2 separate regions of the Homo sapiens genome follow, and region 2 is linked to region 1. Evidence: chromatin loops called from intact Hi-C (ENCODE). Cell type or tissue: gastrocnemius medialis. All regions are shown on one strand.

Region 1 (5,000 bases):
TACAAAACAGTGCCTTTCCCATGCAGTCTAGGAGCAAATAACTTCTTGAATCAAGCCTGTCTTACCGAAAACAAGGACTGAGCCTCCACCATTCCTTGTTTCTCTTGACTCTTGAAAAGATGCCTCCTGGTCCAAATATGTTCACAACCATGCTGCAGAATGAGAGAAGTGCATGCTGGGGCTGTGCTCTACTCACAGGAGTCATAACTCGGTCTCTCGTTTGGTAGTTGTGAACTGCCTGCCTCAGAAAGACCAGAGCTGCTGATTAAGATGCAGATTTTTCTAGGCCCCACACCAGACCTATCCAGAATAACTACCTCGTTAATTTCCTGATGTTATTATTGTGCATAAGGTTGGAGTTCTCTGTAGGGGTAGCCTCAGGTGTGATCGTAGGAAGTGGCTATTTGTGGCTCAGGTATCTTTGCTTGACTTTTGATGTAAGAAAACATGATATTCCCTCATGCAGGCTTCAATACTCTCAACTACTGACCCAGTCTTTAATTCTCAAACTGAGGGTCTGGGTGATATGTTCCCTTCTACATACAGCCTTTGGAGCCTACCTGGCCACTTTGCTTGAAATAACTGGATTGAGATGGGCTAGTAGTGTGTCCAGAGTTTGTTCCTTCTGGTGGGTTCGTGGTCTCGCTGACTTCAAGAATGAAGCCGTGGGACCTTTGCAGTGAGTGTTACAGCCCTTAAAGATGACATGGACCCAAAGAGTGAGAAGTAGCAAGGTTTCTCGTGAAGAGCGAAAGAACAGAACTTCCACAGCATGGAAGGGAACCCGAGCGGATTGCCTCTATTGGCTGGGGTGGCCAGCTTTTATTCCCTTATTGGCCCCTCCCATGTTCTGTTTCTGTCCTATCAGAGTGCCCTTTTTTCAATCCTCCCTGAGATTGGCTACTTTTAGGATCCTGCTGATTGGTGCATTTTACAATCCTCTTGCTAGCTACAGAGCACTGATTGGTGCATTTTACAATCCTCTTGTAAGACAGAAAAGTTCTCCAAGTCCCCACTCAACCTAGGAAGTCCAGCTGGCTTCACCTCTCAGTAGCAAACAAGCAAAATTATTAGAAATCTTACATTTCTATGTAACTATTTGTTTTCAAAGTGCTTTCAAAACTAAAGACACAAACACCCTATTCACTGGCTCCTCCCTACAAATCTTCAAGACAAGTAGAAGTATGAATAACTCCCATTTACAAAAGTGTAAACTGAGGCTCAGATAGATGAACTGATTTGTTCAGGCTTCTGAATGCAGAAAGTGGTGGAGCCAGCTTTTGAATCCAAGGTTTCTTACCAGCCCATCCTCCATTTTTCCTCTTCCACTTCCACTGAACTCTTTCTACCCCTTTTTTCTCCCTTCCTTCCTTAAATTTTTACTTGCTCTTTCCATTAATCAGTGTCAACTAAATGGCCTCTTTTGGCTGTTCTGTCCTAGCCTTTGCAGAAATAGGTACATTTGCCACCATGAAACACAAATAATTTACCACTTTACTAACCTAAATGCTGGCAAGCCCTTACCAGCTGGGTGTATTCACTTGTCAGTGTCTTTACAGAGAAATGTGGTGGAAACTCTGAAAAATGTTTTGCTTAATTAGGCTGTTTTATGAACATTTCTTTCACTCTATGAATTTTCCTAACTCTTGATTTTGTAAAGCTAAAAATAACTTCACCGATAATCATGCCATATGGATGTGGGGTGCACTTTTTCTTTTCTTTTTTCCCCTCAAAGGACACATGTAACCACCCACAAAAAGAGGGCTGAGATCTCTGCTGTTTGACAGAATGGTAAGGGAAGATGCTTGTATAATTTGAACCCTAAACATATTTAACTGAAATAATGCGAGACTGGCTGTTCTGTTTATCCAGCAGAAAGAGAGTGCTTTTTCATTTCTTTAGTTAATTTGATTCATGTAAATTGCTTATTCTCCAAAATCCATCCAGCATTAAATGTGAAATAATTGTCTAAACTACAGAATGATCCAGATAACTATTTAACAAGCTCTTTCCTTCTAGAGCTTACACATATGCAGGAGGAAAAAAGTTTTTCCCTTATATTATTCGTATAACTTTAAAAAGTCTTTGCAGTGCTTTATCATCCACCCATATTTGGTCACCCACAGAGCTTTGGGCATAGAGACTTAGCTACACAGAGCACAGAGGTAGTAGATTTGTTCTGCTTTCAAAGAGGTTCACAGCAGTATTATATTTTTGTGTGTGTTCATTCTTCAAACCTACTGTTTTCTCCTTCCCCAGTAGTGGGCAAGAGGGCATTTCTTAGCTTCCCTTCTTTAAGTGTCTGATCAGGAAGTCCTTAAGGTGAACGATGTACTCCCACCAGCCTGCCAGTAAATGTGAACAGTCTTCGTCTGCCAGCTGCCTGCTGAAGTGATTTAGCTGCTGTGTGCCTGGACCCAGAGCTCAGAACAGGAGCTGGGCAACAACTGAGTCTAAAAATAAGCTGGCAGCCACATTCCAAGTGCTAGGCTATGGCTGAGTCACCCCTTGCAGCATTTCAGCAGGAGCACGGCTGGGCATGTGTGGCTGCATTTTGTACCTGCCAACCTCTATGGGGAGTTCTTTTCTCCATGCCATGCTTCTCATACAAGTCATGGTGCACAGGAAAAACAATGTTGGAATACCGGGGTTGATTTGGTGAAGTTCTAACCTGAGATAATGTATTAGTCCTTATGCAGGAGGGGAAGGAAGGTCAGCCTTTTCTTATATTATCTTAATAGACATAGTCCATGAAAGCTTCCAGGGCTAATTGTGGTGAAAATGTGCCAGGTAGACCCCTTTCATGCCAACCATAATTAATAGTGTTATAGTCTTCAAGGCCATAATGCTCATCAGTTATTAATTAGCAATTCATTTTGTTGAATAAATAATACTTATGATTGATGATAGAACTTGTAATTGGGCACTAGAAATGGCTCCCCTGGGACTGGCTTACCAGCAAGTATTAACCGCGACATGGTAACGACAAACACAGAGGATCGTGCAGGAAAATCCAAGTTAAACAATTGTAACACAGCCAAGGTATTCCTTCTCAACAGGAGAAAAATCTGTCCTGATGTGTATTCTGGGCTAGAGTGTGTTAATGGTTTCTGGCCACACAGTGTTTGGGTTTTCCATTTCCTCTTAAGTTTGTAATCAGCCACCCTATTTTTTTTTTTTTCCAAAAAGCAAATTGTTCTTTGCAAGACAATTCTATTGACTTCAAATTACTCTTGCTATAGGTCCTTTCGAAGTATCGTCATGACATGTACACACAGACTTGAGGGAAAAAAGTGCTTTTCTGAAAAAGTAATGATTGAAATTTTTATTTTAAATGATTCCTTAGATTGAATTCACTTTAGATTAACAGATTTTCCTGCCCAATTGATTTTCTGGCATCCATGCAGTGATCCAGCAGAGATAAAATGGGGGTTCATTTAGTCCATGGCTCCAAGGAAAAGTGAGAGCCTGGCAAAGAGAGCCAGCAAAGCTTCTTTCTCGCCTGCTCGGTTGGAGCAGGACAACTGGAGCCGGTCAGCTGCTGACCAGATGCTGCCTTCAATTAATATTCCAACCCTCAAAGACATTTATCGCTTACTCTCGAAAGCAGAGCAGCTGAGTAATAAAGGGAACCACTAAAGCTGTTTTTTTTTCAAGAGCATTTATAATGGCTAAATTGCTTGAAATAAATTAGCACGAAAAATAAACATAGTTTGTACAGTATCTGTAAAACAAATTTCCAATCTTGGGAAAATAGAGCGACAAAGTGGGAGCTTGCATTTAACAAGCACATGCAATATGCTTCATTAAGATGGCTTTTTTTAAAAAAAAAAAAAATTTTAAAAGGGTTAATAAACTCCAAGATATCATTGCCAGTTAAACAGGTCCTGCACCATTTTAAGGGAAGTAAGAGGCTACAAAGGAGACAGTTAAAAAGAAACCAAGAGACTGTGTTGTAATGCTAACAGGCAATTAACAAACTCATGGGTGTTAATTATCTTCATACTGTATCATGTTCAATTAGCTTAGTCTCTGCAACAAAGGCAACGATGAACAATTGCTTTGATAGGCGTACAGTACTTCATTTGTAGTTAATCGGTTTAAGCCCTGCAGTTGCTAGGTTACCTTGGTCTCCAGAGGTAAAAAGCTGTACAGATGCACTATGTTTAAATGACTACAGAGAACTGTTTAAACTCAAACCATGTATAACTCTTTATTGATTTTTCACAGAAGATCTCAGCTCTGATGATAAGGTTTTGATATATTTTCCTGCTACAGCCAGTTCCTTAGAGTATTGCAGAAAAAAATCTGTCAATATGCTTCTATTATGATCTCTTGATCTGTGCCTATAAAAACCTTTAGCCGCAAACCTTATTATAAATAATGGAAGAAGCAATATCTGATTTTTTTTTTTCACACTGTACTACATGAAGATTTTTTTTCTTCATTGCCTTTGGATCCAAATTACAGGGCTTCTTTCTGTACCGGTGCTTTAAAATAATAAAGAAGAATTTCTAGCTCTAATTAATTTGATTGACTCTCAGCAGGACGGGATCAGCTGTAGCATCATGAACTTTAACAATAACTACCAATTGATGGGCAGTTCACATCAATAAGACCATCACTAGCCTCTCTCTCACCTGTCACCAGGCGGGGAGTGAGCAATAACCAGACCCCCACAGATGCTCCCCGCTTAGCGCTTTCTGCCCTATTAGCAATTTATAATGGTGATCAAGAAACAGTCAGCGGCAAATCAAGACAACTGTCTGGCTGCCTGTTTAATTGGCCTTGTTTGCTTTTTGATAAATGGCTCGTGACTACTGTAGGCCCCTGTATTTTGACTTTTAATAGGCCACAGTGATTAGACTACCAACAGATACTAGGTCAAAACTGAGGAAAGGTGCAAAAAATGTTAATTAATATCAATAATAGGCAATTATTAGTTAGACAGAAGGACCTACTAGCTGCGTGCTCTAATGGCTCAGAGCTAACTGGAAGAG
Region 2 (5,000 bases), 75 kb before region 1:
GTGGGGAAAGAAATTGCATGGATCATTTTTTGTTTTATGGCATTGTGGTATATTGTTTTCTTGACATTATAGATGCCAGAGTCGATTTTAAAATTTTTCTTACAGATGGAATTAGGTCATTCAGGTAATTGTTTCATGTCTTAGTCTTAAACTGGGCCATAAAGGGAAGAGTAGGGTTGTTTAATTAGTGTGAACACAAAGCCTGGTTTCTCTTATAGTATTTTATGCCCAAATATTAACATCTTGCGAAATATATTTTATTCCACCAAGCTGTTTTAAACTACAACTTCATGGAAGAAATTTGCTGTTTTTGTTAGAATGGGCAAATGATGTGCTTCCATAAAAATGAAAAAAGTATGTTTGTAACACATTAAATAATCTTATAAAGCTCTGTGATTATTAAATTTATATGTAATTCTCTGTTAATCATTTACACTTAATTATTTAGATCTTGTTTGATGACTTCTTACAAAATGGCATTGGCATCCAAACATCAATACCTATCTTATTTAGACTACCTGATGTCTACATTGTAGATGTCATGTCACATACCAATTTTTTGTAGTGTTACTGCCATTAAAAAATTGCTTTTCTGCAAATTAACCCAGGGGAAGAAACTTAATCATTAATAGGCTCTTTGATTATTTTCAATTTCCACCCATTTCACCAATTTTGTAGTCTTCCACATATTCTCTGAAATACAGTAGTGACTGGAAGACTTCGTGTATCTTGTTTTCTGATTATGATAGCACATGGTATTTCTATGAATTCTTGTATTGCAGACATTTAAAAATTTCAGTATTGTAGTTCTCCTCCTTGTATTAACCATTTCTTTGTGGCCCCAGAATTTGTACATTAAATCGGCTTTGACTAGTAAAGTCTATTTTTGAAAATAGTAACATCACAAAACTTTAATATGACAAGCCTTGAATTTTGATACCTCTCCTGTTTCAGTACAGTATTGAGGCAGTCTGTCAGACAGAATATGACAAACTATGTGGGCCTGTTTTCACTTAAACATGTTTATTGGTGAGTTACATCCTGGATTCTTAGCTTTTTGTTTTTTCATTTCTTGTGGCTTTATTGGTTTGTTTCAGAAGGCTTACTAAACTATAAGAAATTGTGAAGTTCTTGCCAAGTAAATACTGCTCTATGGCCAGAGAGTTGTGGAAAACCATGACGCTTAACATTCTGTCTTGGATACATTCTGTGAGGGTAGAATTACAAATGATTGGTGACTCCTGAAGTTTTCCACGGATAACTTGTTTGCCCTTGTAGCAGAAATGATTTGTACATGCCTGTAGTTTCATTTGCCCTTTCTGCTTTTCCTTTCTGCTCTGGAACATTGAAATAACAAAATTCAAGTGACTTACTGTTTTCTAACTTGGATTTTTATAAAATTCCATGTGTGTAGCAATGCCATTTTAAGTGCCATGTTAAGATACAGATAGGATTTTTAAAAATGAGATTTGGCACAAATTAATTTATGGACATTCCTTACTATTTTTTGTGAGCATAGGAAGTTTTCATATAGTAAAACTATAGAATTTGGGCCTTTATTCTACATATCAAAAGGTGGAAGGTGGTTATAACTAATTATATAAGCCAGAGTCCAAGGTATCTCTTTAAAGAAATAATTCTTTTTAAATATTTTTAAAGTCTTGGCATAGAGTATGTGAGCTATAGATAAACTTGTATGGTAAAACCATGGATTTCTAAGACTTCCATATTAACACATGTGCATATAACACATAATTTCTTTGCAAAACAATTTTATTTATTTAGCAAAACTGACCTTTATTATACAAGGAACTTAATTAGAACTTTTTACTAAGGCTGGCCTTCCCTCCAGAGTTTTTGAATCAGTAACATTTGTAGTATATCGTAAGAAATCATCTATGAGAGTGGAAAAATATGCTTTTTTTCTCAACTGATATGGTTTGGCCATATTTCTACTAGCAAAAATACTAATTGCTGTTTTTTACATAAACAAAGAAATACCTTAAAGCTAGATTTTTATCTTTAATGTAGAAATTGGGTGGCCCAAAGGTTGTCTGCTCCAGTCATTCCCTCCTCCATCCTGTTCTTTAAACCTTAAAGAATTAAAGGCAGTTTATTCAATACAATTGTTATATTATTTTTAAGGGATTTGAATTCAATAATACTTAGAGAGTTTAAAAGGAGTAAATTTTCATGTAGGGACTAGTACCCTTAACTTCTGCTATGGAGATGGGATTAAAAGACCCTTCTCTTTCTCTCCCTAACATGCTAGGTATGTAGTACATTCTGACCCAGAGGTTAAATACAGAGGACTTGTCTTGCAGAGGGATGAGGAGAGACTAGTCATGCCTTTGGAAAAGATAGAAACCTGACTTCCCAGTTTTTGGATAATAGAGATGTATATCAGTGTAGGAACGCACCATCCACCCACACCCACACACACCCACCCACCCACCCACAAAGTACACATTTACATATTACTCACAGGGTTGCCTGGACACAAGGGAAACAGTTTCTTCAGGAAATGTAATCTGGACATTAATACATTTGCATTGTTTGCTGGACTATTGTATTATAGCACATAATTCTGTTGGGACTATGATTTTTGGACTTCAACTTTCAGATGTGTCTTTAGTAACTTATTTTGTATGAAAATATGGGACATTAGAAAAAGTATATTTATGGGTTTTTTTCCTCTGAATTACTTTTTTTTTCTTCTATCATACTAACTGTAAAGAGAGTTATGTACTTATTGTAAAAGATTTTAAGGATAATGTTAGACAATTGTATGGTTTCTTTGTGTGTGTGTGTGTGTGTGTGTGTGTGTGTGTGTGTGTGTGTTTATCTTTTTTGCTTGCCTTATTTAGCAGTTTTAACGTTCAGGTATTCCTAAAGTTTTGAATCTTTATCTTTTCAGAATCTTTAGAACACGATGTTCTTGATGATAATACAGAGCAGACAGATGACAAAATACCAGCTACAGAACAGACAAACCAAGTGATTGAAAAAGCATCTGACTCAGAGGAACCAGAGGAGAAACAAGAGACTGAGAATGAGGAAGCCTCAGTGATTGAAACCAACTCCACAGTTCCTGGAGCTGATTCTATTCCTGATCCTGAACTAAGTGGAGAATCTTTGACGGCAGAGTAGTAAATGCTTCCACGTGCCTTCAACTGGATATTTATAGTCTTACTGATGTCAGTTATTGCTTTTTCGGTGGCACTTACTTTTTTTGCCCCTCTAAGGGTATGCTTGTGTATCATTTGAATTCAGATTGCCTAGCTATTTGAACATCTCAAAGTTATATATACTGGGTATTAAAATTAAAAGCAAGTTATATCAGTGAAGTAAGATCCTTTTGAATGTACAAAGACCCACACTATTGAGACAGCTTTTAGATACTTTTTTGTCCATTCTAAAAGTAAGCAAACATGATTGCCTTCTTGTTTTCTGTATGTATAACCCGTAAATATCCATTTTGACATAGGAAGAACTTTGGTTAAGAGTAAGTTCTCTAATTGTGTTTGTTTTAAGGAATGAAACTTGGTTAAGATTTTGACTACTTCATTATTAAAAATTGATAGAATTTTAGCTCCTGAGATATTTACAACTGGGAGAAATGTCTATTTAGGTGTTTACATTAAGCGGTATGAAAGTTGTTACCACATAGGCACTGGTACGAATTCTCAATAAGAATGCAGTGGAACAGTTAAGTAGAACTGTAACTACGTTGGCACTGGTACGAATTCTCAGTGAGAATGCAATGAAACAGTCAACTGCAGTGTTTCTTTTTGATGTCTTTTATTTTACAACTGGGCCAAAGGCACATTATGTATATAATTAGTTTATATTTACACACTAGCATATAGGAAATATTTCTGCACTTGACCCTATTTGAATTCTGAGCATTATTTATAAGTATAAAATGATGATATATAAGTGAATTTTGTGCTCTTGTTTGTATTTTATTAAGGAAAATGAAAATAATCTGGCATCAGTTTCATTTTGCTAAATATCTAGTCTTCTTCAAACAGTATCTTGGTGGGTGACTTGGCTACCTGAAAAATCTTAGGAGGAATAGCTCACAATACAATAAATCTGTAGATTCTGCTTAGAGCAAATTATGGTACTTTTATTCAGACTTGTTTCCTTTCTAGTTAACAGAAATAGTGACATTTAGAGGTTTTAATCAGAAGTTAGGTTTTTCTGATTCAGGAACATCGTAGGCCAGCCATTTGTAATTTTTAACTTTGAGAAACAAATTTTGTGAGAATAGGTAGTGGGTTGCTGGTAGTTAATTGGATTTAATATTTGTATTAAGGATTAACTGGAAAAAATGTGTCTCAGTGCTAATTCTTGGACCTTTAATACAGTGTGCTTATCTGTTACGGCCTCCTTTTATCTCTCTTCTCCAATATTAAAAAAAATGGAAATCAAATTATTATGCTGAAGGGAAAAATATACCTGTATAAGAATGGTGTGTTTGGCTAATGTTTCTAAGTTGCACACAGTTTATTAACAACTGAACAAAACATTTTTATCATTTAAAAATCTATTTTTATGATTTAATATCTCATATGTGACAGTTTTTTTTTTTTTTTTTTTTTGGAACTCAATCTGTTAACAGTCTGGGACATCCGGTATAGTAACCAGAGTTTTTGAGCCTGCCGTATTGGGCTTAAATTTCAGGTCTGTAGTCTTGGGCAAGTCACCTATAAACTCACTGAGATTATTTTTTCATCTGTAAAATGGGAAGAGTTATGTTTATTTTTGAAGGGTATTAGGATAATTAAAAATAATGTAATGTGCCTAGCACACTACCTGAAAACGATGGCATTTGTTCTTATTAATGTCTTTAAAATATGCAAGGACCATAAGTTTTTCCTCTTGCAGATGAGGAAAGTAAAAAATAATACGAACATGTAATTCAGCTTCTCAGATTCAAGCCAATGTTTTTTGCATCAACTTTTCTATATTGTATGTATGTATATAAATACATA

What was found. Hi-C counts contacts between places; a loop is a spot of excess contacts. Peaks named below come from ENCODE experiments on the same cell type or tissue, not always from the same donor. Only the 100,000 strongest peaks of a DNase experiment are listed, where the experiment ranks them.
Region 2: a loop joins it to region 1, with 10 times the contacts of the local background. A loop is called at or near these places in 4 of 110 quality-filtered maps.

The regions. Positions count from the first base shown.
Region 1 is chr2:175,853,403-175,858,402 of GRCh38, reverse strand. No RefSeq gene overlaps it. Among named protein-coding and RNA genes, the nearest start is that of LNPK, 150 kb to the left of the region's middle. In gastrocnemius medialis, no CTCF peak of the experiment used is centred here; DNase peaks (open chromatin) are centred at 2,462 and 3,502; H3K4me3 peaks cover 1,277 bases; H3K27ac peaks cover 2,978 bases.
Region 2 is chr2:175,928,117-175,933,116 of GRCh38, reverse strand. It overlaps LNPK (lunapark, ER junction formation factor), which reads left to right. Exons shown (of 13, transcript NM_030650.3): 13 at 2,918-5,000. The coding sequence ends at 3,150. Among named protein-coding and RNA genes, the nearest start is that of LNPK, 72 kb to the left of the region's middle. In gastrocnemius medialis, no CTCF peak of the experiment used is centred here; no DNase peak of the experiment used is centred here; H3K27ac peaks cover 4,478 bases.